Linked DNA regions of Homo sapiens: region 2 is linked to region 1. The links are chromatin loops, found by intact Hi-C in ENCODE. Cell type or tissue: gastrocnemius medialis. All regions are shown on one strand. Region 1 overlaps PRKN (parkin RBR E3 ubiquitin protein ligase). Region 2 overlaps PRKN (parkin RBR E3 ubiquitin protein ligase).

Region 1 (8,000 bases):
CCTTCTTCCTTTTTTCCTCTATTTTTCCTTCCTATTTTCCTCTATTCCTTTCAAATTTTCTTCCTTCTTCATAATTCTTTCAGCAGAGAAAGGGGGAATAAAAAAGAAACAAGAAAATGAAGCATAAACAGAGCATCTATGAGAATATAGGCGTTAGTCAAAGAAAGAGAGGAGATAGGTGTAAAGTTAATTTTCTCAAGATTTTATTTGTGTTGTCTGGCCAGGCACAGTGGCTCATGCCTGTAATCCCAGCACTTTGGGAGGCCGAGGCAGGTGGATCACTTGAGGTCAGGAGTTCAAGACCAGCCTGACTAACATGGTGAAACCCCATCTCTGCTAAAAATACGAAAAGTAGCTGGGTGTGGTGGTGGGTGCCTGTAGTCCCAGCTGCTTGGGAGGCTGAAGCAGGAGAACCACTTGAACTCAGAAGGCAGAGGTTGCAGTGAGCCGAGATCATGCCACTGCACTCCAGCGTGGGCAACAGAGTGAGACTCCATCTCAAAAAAAAAAAAAAAAAAAGATTTTATTTGTGTTTCCTTAGTCGGTTATTTTGGGTTATTACTGTTTTACTTTCAACTGGAACTAAGTAGAATCCTTGGCTAATAAGTTTTATGTGGATCCTGCCACAGTTATCTCAAATGATTTCTTGGAGTAAAACTTGAAAAATATTTTCCTTTACTAGATTATGTTTCTATAATGATAACTCGTTAAACAGAAATGCTACATAGAAATCCAAAGAACTTCAGTTGTTCTTTTCTATCAAAATTCTTTACTTCTGAAATTCACTAAATTCTAACCTTTTTCCATTATCATAGCCACTCTGTTGCTGAAGAATATACCAAGAATTTCTTCAACACCACTGATAGTAAATCTCTGACTATACTGAATCCAGAATTTCAAGAACGTATTTCAAAATTTTAACTTTTTAAAAAATACTTTTTAAACTCTTCATGTGATTTCTTCTGTGTAGACCCTGCACAAAAGTTCTTCTTATGCTAACTTTATACTATCCTTAATTTTTCCCTAAATATCTAATGTAGTCTCTTTAGAATAATATACAACAGCCAGGGTTGGAAACAGTTCAAGGGGTAAACGTCTCTATCTGAACAAACTCTTCCTGTGATCTCCGGAGTCCCCTCCATTCCCCCGTTAATGCTACATGGGGAAAGGAAGTTATGCTGTAACTACAGAAGATACAACATACTCTCTATCCACCCTCATGCTGGTCCTGCTTAATTTTTAGTGAAGATCAAATGTGATTTCTGCATGAACTCAGGACATTGGTTCTGACCCAGAAAGTAAACTCCAGGCCTAACTGCCAAATACCCAACTCCCTTCTAACCACTTTTCTACAACTTTTGGATGGAAATTCTATATCTACTCATTAATTGTCTAGAAAGGACTGATTTTTGCCATTCAAAGTCACCTGAGAATTTCCATTTATGTTGGGAATTCAGCACGTTTCAATTAATACTTAAGTACCCCCACTCAAGCATCAATTCAAAATCAAGATGAGGAATGCCTCAACTCTCCTGGTGTGGGGTATGGGCCCTCGAGTGCCTGGAGGGTAAAGGCTCACCCAGGTGAACTTCACATGATTTTCTTACATCATCACTCAAAGGCATAAGGACCAGGAGGATCCTTCCTTTCTCTACTTAGTTTATTGCTTTCTCTCTTGCTGTCCTTTTGTGCTCCCTGTCTCCAATGGTTCACATACAAAATTAGGGGTTAGCAAGGAATAGGAATTTCAGAGAAGCAAGCTCTGTGGAGTTGAGGAAAACCACAAATATTGTAGCACATGATTTAGTACGGCAAATGGAAAAAACAAGATCCAGCAGCCCGGCAAATTCTCTCTTCAGCTATGTGACCTTGGACATGTAACTTCATCTTTGAGCTTTCTTCATTTGTAAAATCAGGATCTTAATTTTTAAAAAGTAAAGAAAACTGAGGCTGATGTGGGGGGGAAATCACTGGAGCCCAGAAGTTTGAAACCAGACTGGGCAACATAGGGAGACCCTCTCTCTACAAATAATACAAAAATTAGCCAGGCATGGTGGCGCGTGCCTGTGGTCCCAGCTCAGGACGCTGAGGTGGGAGGATCACCGAGCCCAGAAAGTGGAGGCTGCAGTGAGATGTTATTGTACCATTGCACTCCCGCCTGGGTGACAGAGCAGAATCCTGTCTCAAAAATAAATAAAGAAAGAAAAAAAAGAAAATAAAGGAAACTGTTCATCATGCCAAAAGCCCATGAGCCATGCCTGGCACCAACAGTTGGCATCTCTGTTCATATATAGTCATTTTATCCAGATAAACTGAGGCCACTCCAGCCCTTGCACCTTTGAAAACTGCTTAAGACTAACTCCTGACCTCTCATAACGCATTTCAGAAAAGAATGCTTTATTGCATATTCATTACTCTTAATTTATTTCAAAAATCAGGGTTTTTTACTTTATCAAGTTCTTTTTTTTTTTTTTTTTGAGACATAGTCTCGCTCTGTCGCTCTGGCTGGAGTGCAGCGGCGCATGATCTCGGCTCACTGCAACCTCTGTCTCCTGGGTTCAAGCAATTCTCCTGTCTCAGCCTCTCAAGTAGCTGGGACTACAGGCACGTGCTACCACACCCAGCTAATTTTTTGTATTTTTAGTAGAGACGGGGTTTCACCGTGTTAGCCAGGATGGTCTTGATCTCTTGACCTCGTGATCCGCCCTCCTCAGCCTCCCAAAGTGCTGGGATTACAGGCGTGAGCCACCACGCCCAGCCTTATCAAGTTCTTAAACAAGTGCCTTTTACGTGCCAGGCGCAGTGCTAGGAACTTTCTTAAACACGGTATTTGAATCTCTACAGCAATCCCACAAGTAGGTACCAATTTCCCCCTTTCACAGTGAAATAAATGGAAATTCAGAGATGGTAAGTGAACTACTCAGAGCCACTATCAGTCGGAAGTAGGAGGACTAGAACTGAACTCCGGCCTGGCTAGAATTATTCAACACAAGCAGAATCTAATTATTTCCCTTACAAAAGTCAGAGGAGGCTGGGCGTGGTGGTTCATGCCTGTAATCCCAGCACTTTGGGAGGCAGAGGTGGGCAGATCACTTGAGGTCAGGAGTTTGAGACCAGCCTGGTCAACATGGTGAAACCCCGTTTTTTAAAAAAATACAAAAATTAGCCAGGCGCAGTGGCGTGTACCTGTAATCCCAGCTACTCAGGAGGCTGAGGCAGGGGAATTGCTTGAACCCAGGAGGTGGAGGTTGCAGTGAGCCAAGATGGCACCACTGCACTCCAGCCTGGGCAACAGAGCGAGACTCCATTTAAAAAAAAAAAGAAGAAGAAAAAAGAAAAAAGGAAAGGCCCTCTGTGTTGTGGTTAGGACCTCAGGTTCTAGGGCCAAAAATCTCCTGGTTGACTGCTAGTTGGTCACTTTCTACCACTGTGGCGCAGGGACCTCACTGTCCTCTTTAAACATCCATTTCTTCATTGTAAAATGGTCACATAAGTGGGGGAACAGGTGAGATCACGCACAAGAAGCATCAAACTCTGTGTAGCACGTTAGCTCGTAAAGGATTCTCACCATTTTCATTGCATAGCTACGCATTTAGTGAACACTAATGACCTTACATATTTGTGTGTCACTGTGTGAACTTATAATTCCATGTCCTTCATGTAAACGATGTGTTTACATCCAACGTATTTTCAGAGACTCGCTTTACTGCCTCACTTCTAATTTTCTATGATATACGATTGTTTCTGTGTAGGCAACACCAGACATTGTTTTCTGATTTAGGCTGGAACGCTAGAAAACTCCACCGCCTGTATGTGAAAATGCCAATGCATTTTATAAGCAAAGTCAACCGCAAAATGTTTATAGGGTCAGGCAGTTAGATCTGAGGTACAAACATGGTTTAGAAGGAATTCTTACAATGGTGCTAAAGCTCTAGAAGCAAATACTATGTGGGAGGCCATAGAAAGAGTGAATTGTTGTTCACACTTCAGCTTTGATTTGGAGACACCTGTGAAAGAAAATAATCTTTTTCCCAGTACTTACTGGTTATTTTATTTCCAGAAAACATGCTTGTTATTTTAGCCGAGGTAATTGCCTTGCCTTTCGGGTATGGTTTGTGCTAAATGAACAGTGACACCTACTGGCGGAAGATGATCACGTTTATTTACTAAAAGAAGCTCCTGTTCTCACTTTGCTGGGTATAATCCCAGAAATAATACAGAATGTTTTGATTTCAAAGAGCAAAGAACCAACACTGGAGTTAAAAAGAAAAATCAAACCACGTCAAGGCCGATACATGAATATAGACAGATTCACTTTCTGGAGTGAAGATTGCTCTTTTCTTCTCTAAAAATGCTGGGTTCCCCCAACCACCACCACAAAAATAAGCTTGTCAGAGCTGCTCCAAGTAAGGCAGTTCAAGTGCCAAGGAAAGATGTTTGGCTTGACACACCTGTTCTTCTTCTCTCCGTGGAGTAAACAGATTGGCAGAGGCTGCTTCAAACACGTTATCTGTCTAACTCATTACATATTAATACTTCCAAAGTAAATCTCTCCATTCTGTAACTTTATTTAAATATTTTTATTAATATACAGTAATACTTTTCCAGATGGCCTTATCAGAAGTTTTAGTGAGAATAAGCAGCTGAAAACACAACAGCTGCTCTGCTGGCAGCCTGAGAGCCCTGCGCTGTGATACTGCCAGGCCCCCCATGGAGTCAGCCAGGCCTGGGGGCCAGGCCCAGGAGGGAGCGTGGGAAGCCAGCCTGCAGCTCCCAGCATTACTCATGCCCCTGGGTGGGCCACTGAGTCTGCGTCTAGGTTTGGAGTGGAAAGTAGGAGGTCTGTCTACATTCCCCCAGCTCAGCTTTGCCTAGGGCCCTGTCCTTGGGGGATTATTAGACACTGTTGATTTACAAAAGCTGGTATTTTCATCTAATTTGGTTCTCTAGGTCTAGAGGTTAAAACCCAGGGGGGCCGGAGGGATGACTAATTGGCAGCCTAAATTTCCAATGTGTTGTGAAAGTTATTTAACCTGAGTTTCCTTGCCTGTGAAAATGTGTGTATTGAGTACTGCTGTGACAATTACAGGAAACAATAGATGTAACCCCCAGCCCCGTGAGTTTTTTCTTTTCTAAGACACAAACCCCATTCTCAGAGTTATGGGAGAAGGTACATTTATACACTTTAATTCAGAGACCTTTAATTCAGAGATTAAATCAATAGCGTGTGGTCTTGGAGGCATTAGATGACTTTTTTTTTTTTTTTTTGAAACGGCGTCTGGCTCTGTTGCCAGGCTGGAGTGCAGTGACGCCATCTCTGCTCACTGCAACCTCCGCCTCCCAGGTTCAAGTGATTCTGCTGCCTTAGCCTCCCGAGTAGCTGCGACTACAGGCAGGCGCCACCACACCCGGCTAATTTTTGTATTTTTAGTAGAGACAGGGTTTCACCATGTTGACCAGAATGGTCTTGATCTCTTGACCTCGTGATTTGGCAGCCTCGGCCTCCCAAAGTGCTGGGATTACAGGCGTGAGCCACTGCGCCAAGCCCGTTAGATGACTTTACAGGCCATCAAAAACCCGCTGCCATCAGAAACTCTGGACCCACAAGCAAGCTCTCTTCTTGCTCTTGGCCCAGGTCTGGAGCTTGAATGAGGGGTGAGCATGAGCTAGCATAGCCACACCTCCTACTCCTTCCTCGGCCCCATCTCCCTCCAGAGTTCTTTCCTCCATCTTCCTTTCTTCTTTCTGGTACCTCATTCCAGAGCTTTAGCTGCTTCCCCAATAGACGTGGCTTTCAATGCAAATCCTGCATTCTGACCTCTCTCCTGGGTGCTCAGCATCTGCTGGACGTCTAGATGGGGGAGTCTTCAAAACGCCAAGGCCCCTGGGCAGGAGGACGGGTGACAGTTCGGTGTGTATCAACTCCGTAGCACGGTTGATACAAGCCTTGCCTTGAAGCACTTTGTCTTATGGTCAGAACCATGAACCATCCTTTCTGGCCCATATTAATAAGATTAAAAGCTGGTAGCTTGCCTTTTTCCCTGCCTGGTTTTTATGAGCAAATATAGGACACTGTCTCCTGCGAGGCAGCAGCGGATGAGGCTGGTCGGGGGTCACTGGTAAGAACGGGTCTCTGTTGCTATTACTCTCTGTTGGTCTGCCTGGGTTTGAATTTGGATGCCGAGAGCTGATGGGCCTATCACTGGAGTGACTTTGGGTGAGTTGTTTAGCAAATATATGCCTCATTCACACATTTATTCAACAAATATGAACTGGCATCATCTACGAGCCAGGTCCTGTTCTAGGCACTGGGAGGCGTCAGTGCTCAAAAGAAACAAAGTTCCTGCCCCCCAGTGTGTGCGCTCTCCTCGGGGGAAAACAGACCGAGAAAAACAAGCCCAATCCGTCATCAAGCTCTCCAGTTATGTTAGAGCAGAGGTGGCCGCACTTTTCAGTAAAGGGCCAGGCAGTGCGTCTGTTAGCTCTGAGGGCCACTGGTCATTCTGTGAAAGTGGCCACAGACAATACACGAACCAAAAGGTGTGGCTGTGTCCCAGTAAAATGTGATTGTAAAGTGGTTCGCTGACCTCTGTGTCAGAGCATTTCCATAGGCGCCGTGGAAGCAAAGCGGGGGAGTCCAGTTAAGGCGGATCTGCTGCGCCTGGGGTGGGAGGATGGGAAGAGCAGGTTGAACTTCAGAGTAAACTTCATCGAGAAGGTGCGATTTGAGTAAAGACGGGACCCGGAGGGAGCCAGCTGGGTGGGCACCTGCAGGATCCCAGGGCATTCCCAGTCGAGTGACGCAGGATGAAAGCCCACGGCATGTTCTGGCACATCCAGAGAGCAATGCAGCTCCAGGAGACACTGTGGGGAGAGAGGGACGCAGTGGGGAGGCCTGGTGAGGACCCCTGGCTCTCATTCCCAGTGAAATGGGCAGTGGCGGGGAGTGAGAGCAGAACTGACAACATCTGAAGTCCTGCTCTGACTGCTGTCTGGGACGAAGCTCAGGAGGGGCCGGGCAGACTCCAGGAGAGATTAGACTATTGCAGCAACCAGGGCAGGAGGTGGCTGTGGCTTAGTTCCGGGCGGTCGGGGGCTGGCGGGGGGTCGGGGGGGGGGGGGGGCGACATTTCCTGAGGATTGTAAGAGAGGCGTGAGAAAAGAGTTATAACACCTGGAAGGCTCTGCGTTTCCTCATCTGTGGCTGGAACAATCACTCTGCCGCAGGATTATCTGAGGATCAACTAAGTTGACTCACGTAAAGGGTTCGGCACATGCTTACTACTTAGCCATTGCTCAGTTCATGTAGGTAGTGTCGTTATTGTTTATTATGATGATTATGGAGTTGTTCAAATCTAGATTTGACTCTAAGCTAAATCACCTACTAGCCAGAGGATCTTGAAAATGTTCGTAATCTTGGAGTCTCAATTCCCCACGTATATAAAATGAGTTTAAGGCAGAAAATGGGGAGGCCTCTCTGCATGAATGGTTCCTCGCGGACACGGTAAGTTGTTACTGGGTCTGACTAGGTCTCAATTATGTGATCACCACTCTCTTGGTGCCCCTCTCCGGTGTTATTCTGTATTCTGTTGAGTTAGCCATGTTCTCCCCAAGTCTCTTTGGGAGCAGACTGCCCTGCAGTCAGGCCACAGAGCTCTGGAGTCCTGTGGACTCCACACTCACGGTGAAGTCGTGGGTAAGAACCAGGTGACGCTCCGCAGAATGGCAGGCTCCGTCCTTCCCTCTGAGGAGCTGCCAACAGTGTGTAGGTGGAAGAAAGTGAATTCCTCCTATGCCTAGCTCCCTTTCAAAAGGCATTTAATTTCCTGTGACTGATGAGAGAGTTTGTATTTGAAACGGAAGCCTCTTAATTTATAGCCCACAATAATAGAGTCTGGCAACTACAGACCCTCCCGGTGCTGTTCAGCGGCTGCCCTGCCTGCGGAGACCCTCCTCTGGTGGAGAAGCATAATGTGCCTTTCATGCCTTTTGCACTTTGG
Region 2 (8,000 bases), 1.3 Mb before region 1:
CTCAAAACCGAAGATTCCCTTATTGGCATGAGGACTGTTTCAAAAGTACTTACATTTCCCACCTGCATTGTGATTGATGTGTTGAATGCCCTGACCCAGGCAGCTACAGAAACATAATTTAATTGAAGTCGGTTAAAAATTGTGCCTTTGTGGAAAGTGTGGAGAAGGACTTCAAGATGATATAAAGCAGAATAGAAAAGCTTAAAAGAATTCAATTTAGAAAAATGTAATTTTTGGTACCTCTATTAAAAATATATTTTGACTTTTTTAAAAATGAGCAATTCTTTGTGTTTAAAATGGAATGTTAGTGGGGATATTTGTGGTATGTTCTAAATGTTCTGTAGAACTGGATTTAGGTATTTGAGTAACAGCAGATATTAGAGTGCATGGTTATATATACAACAATGTTGTCAGTATTGAAATACACATTCAGTGTCTTAGACTTTTAAGAAGATTTTTGATTGACAAAAACCATTCATTGGAACATAGTCTCTTCTATACCTTGTTTCACTTAGCATCTCTTTGAGAATTTACATATCTGCATGTCCAGATCCACTCCACAGCGATTCCTGCCTAGTCTTTTATAGGATACACTAATTATGAAAATATTTACCAATAAATAAGCACTCATTAGGTTTACAGACAACTGTTGTCAGAAGTGTTTGTGGCCATATCTTTTTACTTGCACATGTAAGCATAGATGTAAAATAAAAATCGTATGACAATTTGAGTTAAAGAGTTTGTAGATTTTACATTTTCCTAGGTATTTCAAAATTTTTCCAAAATAAGTTGCCCAATTTTACAAGCCTATCTAAAGCCTCCACTAATACAACATGGTAGTAAAGAGCTGCCCTGCCCCTCTGGGCTGAAAATTGCCAAAAGACGTCCTTCCTGAGACTGACTCAGCTTTCACTAGCAGAACGCCTCCTGGATCTCCGGTCCCCCACCTCTCTCTCACCCTAGGGGTAGTGCCTTTCAGTGTACAAGCTGCACAACTGTCCTTGGTGGCCCTGCCCTCCCTTTCAGTGTGTATAAGAGTGCCCATTTCCTCCCATGTGCCATCGAAGATTTTTTATTTTTGCCGTCTTGACAGATGAAAAACAGTATCTTTTAACTTTTCAAATTAATTTAGAAGAAAACTTCTCATTCTCATCTTATAGTGCGTTAGTTTTGCAAAAGCAGATCCAGTGATTCCAGCACCTGCTATGTACCCTTAACTGCTCTAGGTGCCAGGGAAACGAGGGAACACAACAGAAAAAGTCCCTTGCCATCAGGAATGTATATTCCGACTTCACCATTTGGCTACACATCTGCATATTTGTTTTCAAGCTTGTGTGCAGTGAATTTTAAAGTCTCAATTTATATTTCTAGTTGAATATACTGTGTACTGCTCTTTGCCCTGCCATTTTGATAAGTTGATGAAAACCAGCTCTATGCCTAAGTACCCCAAAGCTTCTGTTTATAATGAGGTAAAATTGTGTCAAAAATAGGCTCTACTAAAGTTTTGCATAGAAGATTTTATGTAATTATATAATAGTTCTTCCTTGGGTCCAAAGGCTCTAAAATGACCCTTTGCCCTTTACAATTTTGGCCCTATTTCTGAGGATGTTTTTGAAGTCTGCATTTTTTGAAACCTCATAGTTTCATTGCCTGAAAATGATACAATGAAAGTACTTTGTATTAAGATATGTAAATCCATTCCTACCTCCAAAGTTTCTTTGAAAAATGCAAAAAAAAGAGTTCTTACTTCGAAATGCTTCATATTCATGAAAGCAGTTTTAATGCAAAATACTTTATTCTGTTAGCTATTAGTTCTTTGATCAATGAAAATTGTTTCTTACCTGCTGTTTCTGCAGCCTTTAATTGTAGCCCAGTGCTTATTCAATGTTTCTGTTTTAATTTGCATTTAATGAGCTCATTTTAAATGTTTCTTCGTAGTAATCTGAATGGTTTCTCTCCCTCAATTTTGTAATATTAAAGAGACTCATGTGACAGTCGGCTGATTTATGTTGCAGCTCACCTCCCTGGCTTATTTACTTCATCCTGTAGCATAGAATCTTGGTTAAAAGGAATTACAGTAATAGGATTCTTTTCCCCCAGTAATTTCCTAATTACCTAGGACTCTTAACAGATTAACTCAAATGTCTGTTTTTCACCAAATAGAAACCTTTTTTCCTTGAATGAATAGGTATTTATGATTATTATTTCAGTGTCATTTCTTTATACCATATGTATTAGATGGTGCTGGGTAGGGATGGGTACACATAGGTTGTATTTGTCTATATATTGCCTGTGGGGAAGGTACATAGAAATGACCATTTCTTCCCAATAAGTTTGTGGCCTAGTTGGGCTGATTAGGCTTATATTGGTGGTATAGATTGCACCTTCACCACCACAGAAGAAGAGTAATTAGAAAGATGTATGTACATATCAGCACACACATACATGCCTGCAACACGTGATTTTTCATGTTTCTTTTGTTCATTTGATTCTCGTTGATCTGAATGCCCTTTCTTTCTGTTGAACATCTCAAAACTACTGTTCATCACTCAAGATCCAGTTCCAATGGCACCAACTTTATGTGAAATTTTCCATGTCACCTCTTACCCTCTTTTTAGTGTGAGGCAATTAGCACCTCCTTTAGAGTCAGCCAACATTTTAGTAACTACCCTTCATCAGGTCCTTGTTCATAGTCTAGAAGGGGTACAGAAAAGTAAAGATTTACAAACCTGAAAGGTGGGTATCATAATATAGGTTTATACAAGGAAGTACTGGAAAACTCAGCCTATAGAGCTTGGAAGATCCAGCTGTTTCCCAGTGGAGCCATTCCAGTTTTCCTGCAGGACAAGTAGGAGTTAACTAGGTGAAGGCGGCCTTCTAGACAGGCATGGAGGGGAGAGAAGAGAATAGAATGAAAGGTATCTGGTGAGGCTGCAGGCACACCAGATAAGCTTTGTCAAGGAGGTAGGTTTAAAGTTGGCGATAGGGAGGAGTCACTGAACCATTATCTACAAAAGAGCATTATGAACAGGTTGTATTTTAGAAAGATGTCTGTGGCAGTACTAGAAAGTTATGAAATAGAACGTTGTAGAAAATAGTTACACTAGTGCCAGCAAGTCCAGATAAAGTGTTAATAGAGGACTTCTCATGACCTTCATTGTACTTCTTAGATAAAACAGAATACTTGAAATCACTAGTTACGGAGAACAAGCGTTTATAAACTCACTCCATAAAACAAAGGAAAGAAGTCCAGATAATGTTTAATAGAGGACAGTCTTCGACTGAGAATGGCAGGGTAATTGTGCAGTAGGAGATGGCTTTTCTCAGGGTGTTGACATTGATTTGATATGTCATTACATCATCTCTGATTAAAGGCCATATTTCTTTTTAAAAAGTTCTTATTTTTGTAGAATAGATTAATGTCTCTTATTGACAGGTGTTTTATTTCATGTTACTAAAGCTTTATTTGTATTCCAAAAATAGTTTGTATCTCCTTCTTTGATATGTGGAACATGATGCTTAGGGTTCTATTTATAGTTTCTTCTCTGTGTGGAGAGAACAATGTCATCAGAGCTGTGGATATCGTGTCACCCAGAATAGTGCAGAATAGTTTCTTCCTCTTAGATATCTGCATGACTCATATACCTAGGCACATATTAAGACCATCTATGGGCCGGGCGCGGTGGCTCACGCCTGTAATCCCAGCACCTTGGGAGGCCGAGGCGGGTGGATCATGAGGTCAGGAGATCGAGACCATCCTGGCTAACAAGGTGAAACCCCGTCTCTACTAAAAATACAAAAAATTAGCCGGGCGCGGTGGCGGGCGCCTGTAGTCCCAGCTACTCGGGAGGCTGAGGCAGGAGAATGGCGTGAACCCGGGAAGCGGAGCTTGCAGTGAGCCGAGATTGCGCCACTGCAGTCCGCAGTCCGGCCTGGGCGACAGAGCGAGACTCCGTCTCAAAAAAAAAAAAAAAAAAAAAAAGACCATCTATGGACAGATGTGTGTATTTTTAAGAGTATTGATGGCTTCTTGATGATTCTCTCCAATTTACTTTTACTGTAAGACCTGAACAGAGGCCCCCATAAAGTTTCACATGAGAGCCCTTAACTTTGGAGGAGAGAATGTTCAATAGTTAGCAGCCTCACCCATTTTGCACATCTCTACTCCTACCCTCATCAAATGAGGGGGAAAATTGGTGATTAGGGAGTTAATATTGGTGTCCTGATTGAGACTTTTTATTATTTATTTACATAATTGTTGAATACGCCAGTTACTCCTATTGTGAGATATTTTTGGAGTTTCAGTGCATAAATAAGATCTTGTGATGAAGCCCTCTGTAACTGCGTAGTCATTTTTAAAGCTTATTGTACCCGCAGAGTAGATCCATTTTCCAGATCATGAAATGATAGGAAGTAGACACCTGAAACTTGCTCGTATTAATAAAATGGAGAAATAGGAAGGAACATTTGTAATATCTGTGTTTCTGAGGTCAACCTTTAGTTTTTTTTTTTTTTTTTTTTTTTTTGACATCTACCTGCACTCCCTCTTTTCTGTCCCCTCATTTTTTTCTTACCCACATTCCTTGATTTTCTCAGAAGCTGGAATTTAATATTTCATTCTTCAGCTCAAAGGAGCAGCTGTTGTCTGAACAACAGGTGAATTTCTTCCTTACTTGTTGCCACAGGGCTTGACTGTGGGTTGTAATGTTTCTGAGGGTTATCACAGGAGTGGCCTGACCGGAACAGACCAGGCTTCACCACAGCTCCTACTGGAGACATTCCCTAGATTGGGAATTGTCTGCAATGGAAATCTTTGTAGTCTCTGGCTCTGCATTTTCCTTCCAGGCAAATCCAGTCCTGATTACAATTTTTTTTTTCCATTGAAACAAAATTGAGGAATGATGAACTCTGGGCAGCTAGAGGATGGGGGCAAGTTAGGTTTGCTCCTTGGAGAATTAGACAGATTTAAGAATAATATTCCCTGTGCCCTGGGTCTTCTCTCCACCCTTGAAATTCGACCTCCTTTCTCCTGAAAGTCCTTTATAGCTCTCTGGTGAGTTCCCAGAGTGTGAGAGGTACAGATTTAAGCACAAGTGAGGTCATGTTCTCTGAGGTGCTGCTTCTCTGGGCTCCTGACCACAGACAAATGTAGACTGCATGATCCAGTTGATATTCACCAAATTTGTATAATTACATGTGACAATATATAAAGACGTTTTTACATGAATATGTCTGAATTCATAGGATCAGATGGGAAGTATATGTGTTTTATTGGGCAGTCAATTTAGACATAATCATATGATACAGAGAGTGATATTTCGTAGAGATCTGTTGTGGGCTTTCCACTCTTGTTCATTTAGGAATCTGTGAGATGCTCAACCTATGATTGGAATTGGAATTTCTTCCTTTTGTCCCTCTCTAGAGTTTTCTCCATTATTCATTGTCCCTTTCTCGTGTGTGTGTGTGTGTATGTGTGTGTGGCATCTGCCGTGTCTCACTACATGCAGAGCTTCTGACATAGGTATTGACTTTTATATCATCTTGATTTCAAAGAAGTCACCAAATAATCTTATTCTCAGTGTCTTGAGTTTTATACCAAGTCTCTGTGCTTGTTTTTTATGTTCTGGCAATTTCTGGGCATTGTTGCCCATTTTAGAACTCTATTTTGTTTTGTGGGGGACAGTTCTGGAATAAATTTTTTTTTTTTTGAGACGGAGTCTTGCTGTGTTGCCCAGGCTGGAGTGCAGTGGCGTGATCGCGGCTCACTGTAAGCTCCGCCTCCCAGGTTCACGCCATTCTCCTGCCTCAGCCTCCCGAGTAGCTGGGACTACAGGCGCCTGCCACCATGCCCAGCTAATTTTTTTTGTATTTTTAGTATAGACGGGGTATCACCGTGTTAGTCAGGATGGTCTCGATCTCCTGACCTCGTGATCCACCTGTCTCGGCCTCCCAAAGTGCTGAGATTACAGGCATGAGCCACCGCGCCTGGCCTCTGGAATAATTTTTAATGGAGATTCAACATCTAAGAAACTTTCATATTGGATCAAGACATAGTTGTCACAATTCTTAGTGTGTAAATTCATTAAAAGTCCCTTCTGGCTTTTGCAGCCAATTTAATCATCTTATGCTTAATAGAATGCAAGTTATACAGGTAAAGTCAGTCAGAGAGGGGATGGGGATGCTATTTGAGATGAAGTTCCTAGAAGTAATAAGATTTTTTTTGTCTTAAAACAGTGATGATAGGATGATTAAGTGATCTAAGATGGACAAATATGTGTGAGTTCTTAATAATTGGGAAAGATCTTTTTTAAAAAGTGTTAATGTGACCATTTAGTTACCATAACTGGAAACTAGATAGCATTAGGGGCCATTTGTATATGTAAAAATATCAGGAAGTATACCGGCAAATTATATCTTTGGGTTGTGGGATGTTTTCTTTTATTATGATTGTGTTTTTCAGATCTTCAGCGTTAAGCGTATAATGTTTTGGAAATACTGAAAAGCAATGTGTTATAAACACAATCTTCAGGACAAATGCATTGTGGTAATACATTTAAAACGGATTCTACTTTTGTGTCAAATTATGTCAGATAAATTTTCAATGGTAGCATACTATGCTCATGTTCTGGTCATAAAAGTAGTGTTTTCAGGAAAACAAACATTAGAACCATAATTTCACTTTCTTTAATATTATACACTATCGGGGCATGGCCAGATTACTGTATTAGTTTTTGTGTAGTTCCTGTTGTTGCTGTAACGAATTACCACAAGTTTAGTGACTTTTAAACACAAATTTATTTTCTTACAGTTCTGGAGGCCCAAAGTCCAAAATGACTTTTTTTTTTTTTTTTTTTTGAGACAAGATCTCCCTCTGTCACTCAGACTGGAGTGCAGTGGCACAAACACAGCTCACTGCAACCTTGAATTCCTGGGCTCAACTTCCCGAATAGCTGGGACTATAGGTGCATGCCAACCTGCCTGGCTAATTTTTTTATTTTTTATTTTTTGTAGAGACAGGATCTTGCTATGTTGCCCAGACTAGTCTTGAACTCTTGGGCTCAAGTCATCTTCCCACCTCAGTCTCCCAAAGTTGTCAGATTACAGGTGTGAGCCACTGTGCCCAGCCCCAAAGTGACTAAAAGGGACTAAAATCAAGGTGTTCGCTGGGCTAGCCCCTTCCATTAATAGAAGCTCCTGTGGAGACTCCTCTTTCACTTCTGGAGGCTGCTGGCATTCCTTGGCTCCTGGCCACATCACTCCAGTCTCTGCTGCTGTGGTCACATTGCCTTCTCCTTTACTGCCATCAAATCTTGCTCTGCCTTCCTCTTAAAAGAACACATGGGGTTACATTCAGGAGCCACCAGGATAGCCTCTTCGTCTCCAGATCCTTAATCACATCTGCAAAGTCCCTTTTGTCATATCGGGAAACAGTCGTAGGTTTCAGGGACAAGGAGGCATTATTCAGCCACCACAGTTACCAGTAATGCTTCACCATTTGAACGTATGGTTAGGTACTTCCTTATGAAGGAAGAATGACAGAGAGCTACAACTTGATTTTTGCCTATTGTGAGGTCACTTAAAGGTAATGCAGTAGTGTTACACATGAGGAGTCTGTGTGTGTGTGTGTGTGTGTGCGCGTGTGTGTGTGCGTGCGCGCGCGCGCAGGCGGGTAGGGTGTATGGACTAGTTGATGAAGCTAGCCAAGGACATAACTCACTTTTCAAGGTAGTTTTCTCAGGTGGCAAAAGAAGGTGTGAATATTCTCCTGGACTCCCATAGTGCATTGCAGCTGGGTAATTTGATATGTACCAGGTTGCTAATTTGTATCCTGTAGAGAAGGGGAAGTTTTGTTATGCTTTGGACAGGAGATACCACTTCACATAACAGATGATCAGGCAAAGTGGAAGCAAATAACCATTATGTGTATATTGCTTTCTGATTTGACAGTTCCCTATGAGCGTTAGACACTTCATGCTCCCTGGAATAGTTTAACATTGTCC

What was found. Hi-C counts contacts between places; a loop is a spot of excess contacts. Peaks named below come from ENCODE experiments on the same cell type or tissue, not always from the same donor. Only the 100,000 strongest peaks of a DNase experiment are listed, where the experiment ranks them.
Region 2: it touches region 1 in a loop (6-fold over the local background); 4 of 110 quality-filtered maps call a loop at or near these places.

The regions. Positions count from the first base shown.
Region 1 is chr6:161,414,717-161,422,716 of GRCh38, reverse strand. The region is part of intron 9 of PRKN (parkin RBR E3 ubiquitin protein ligase); the gene reads left to right. Among named protein-coding and RNA genes, the nearest start is that of AGPAT4, 140 kb to the right of the region's middle. RefSeq lists enhancers at 6,281-6,806, 6,807-7,332. In gastrocnemius medialis, CTCF peaks have their summits at 3,926 and 4,129 (motif pointing left); no DNase peak of the experiment used is centred here; H3K27ac peaks cover 4,454 bases.
Region 2 is chr6:162,716,421-162,724,420 of GRCh38, reverse strand. All of the region lies in intron 1 of PRKN (parkin RBR E3 ubiquitin protein ligase), which reads left to right. Among named protein-coding and RNA genes, the nearest start is that of PRKN, 7.3 kb to the left of the region's middle. In gastrocnemius medialis, no CTCF peak of the experiment used is centred here; a DNase peak (open chromatin) is centred at 3,630; H3K27ac peaks cover 5,028 bases.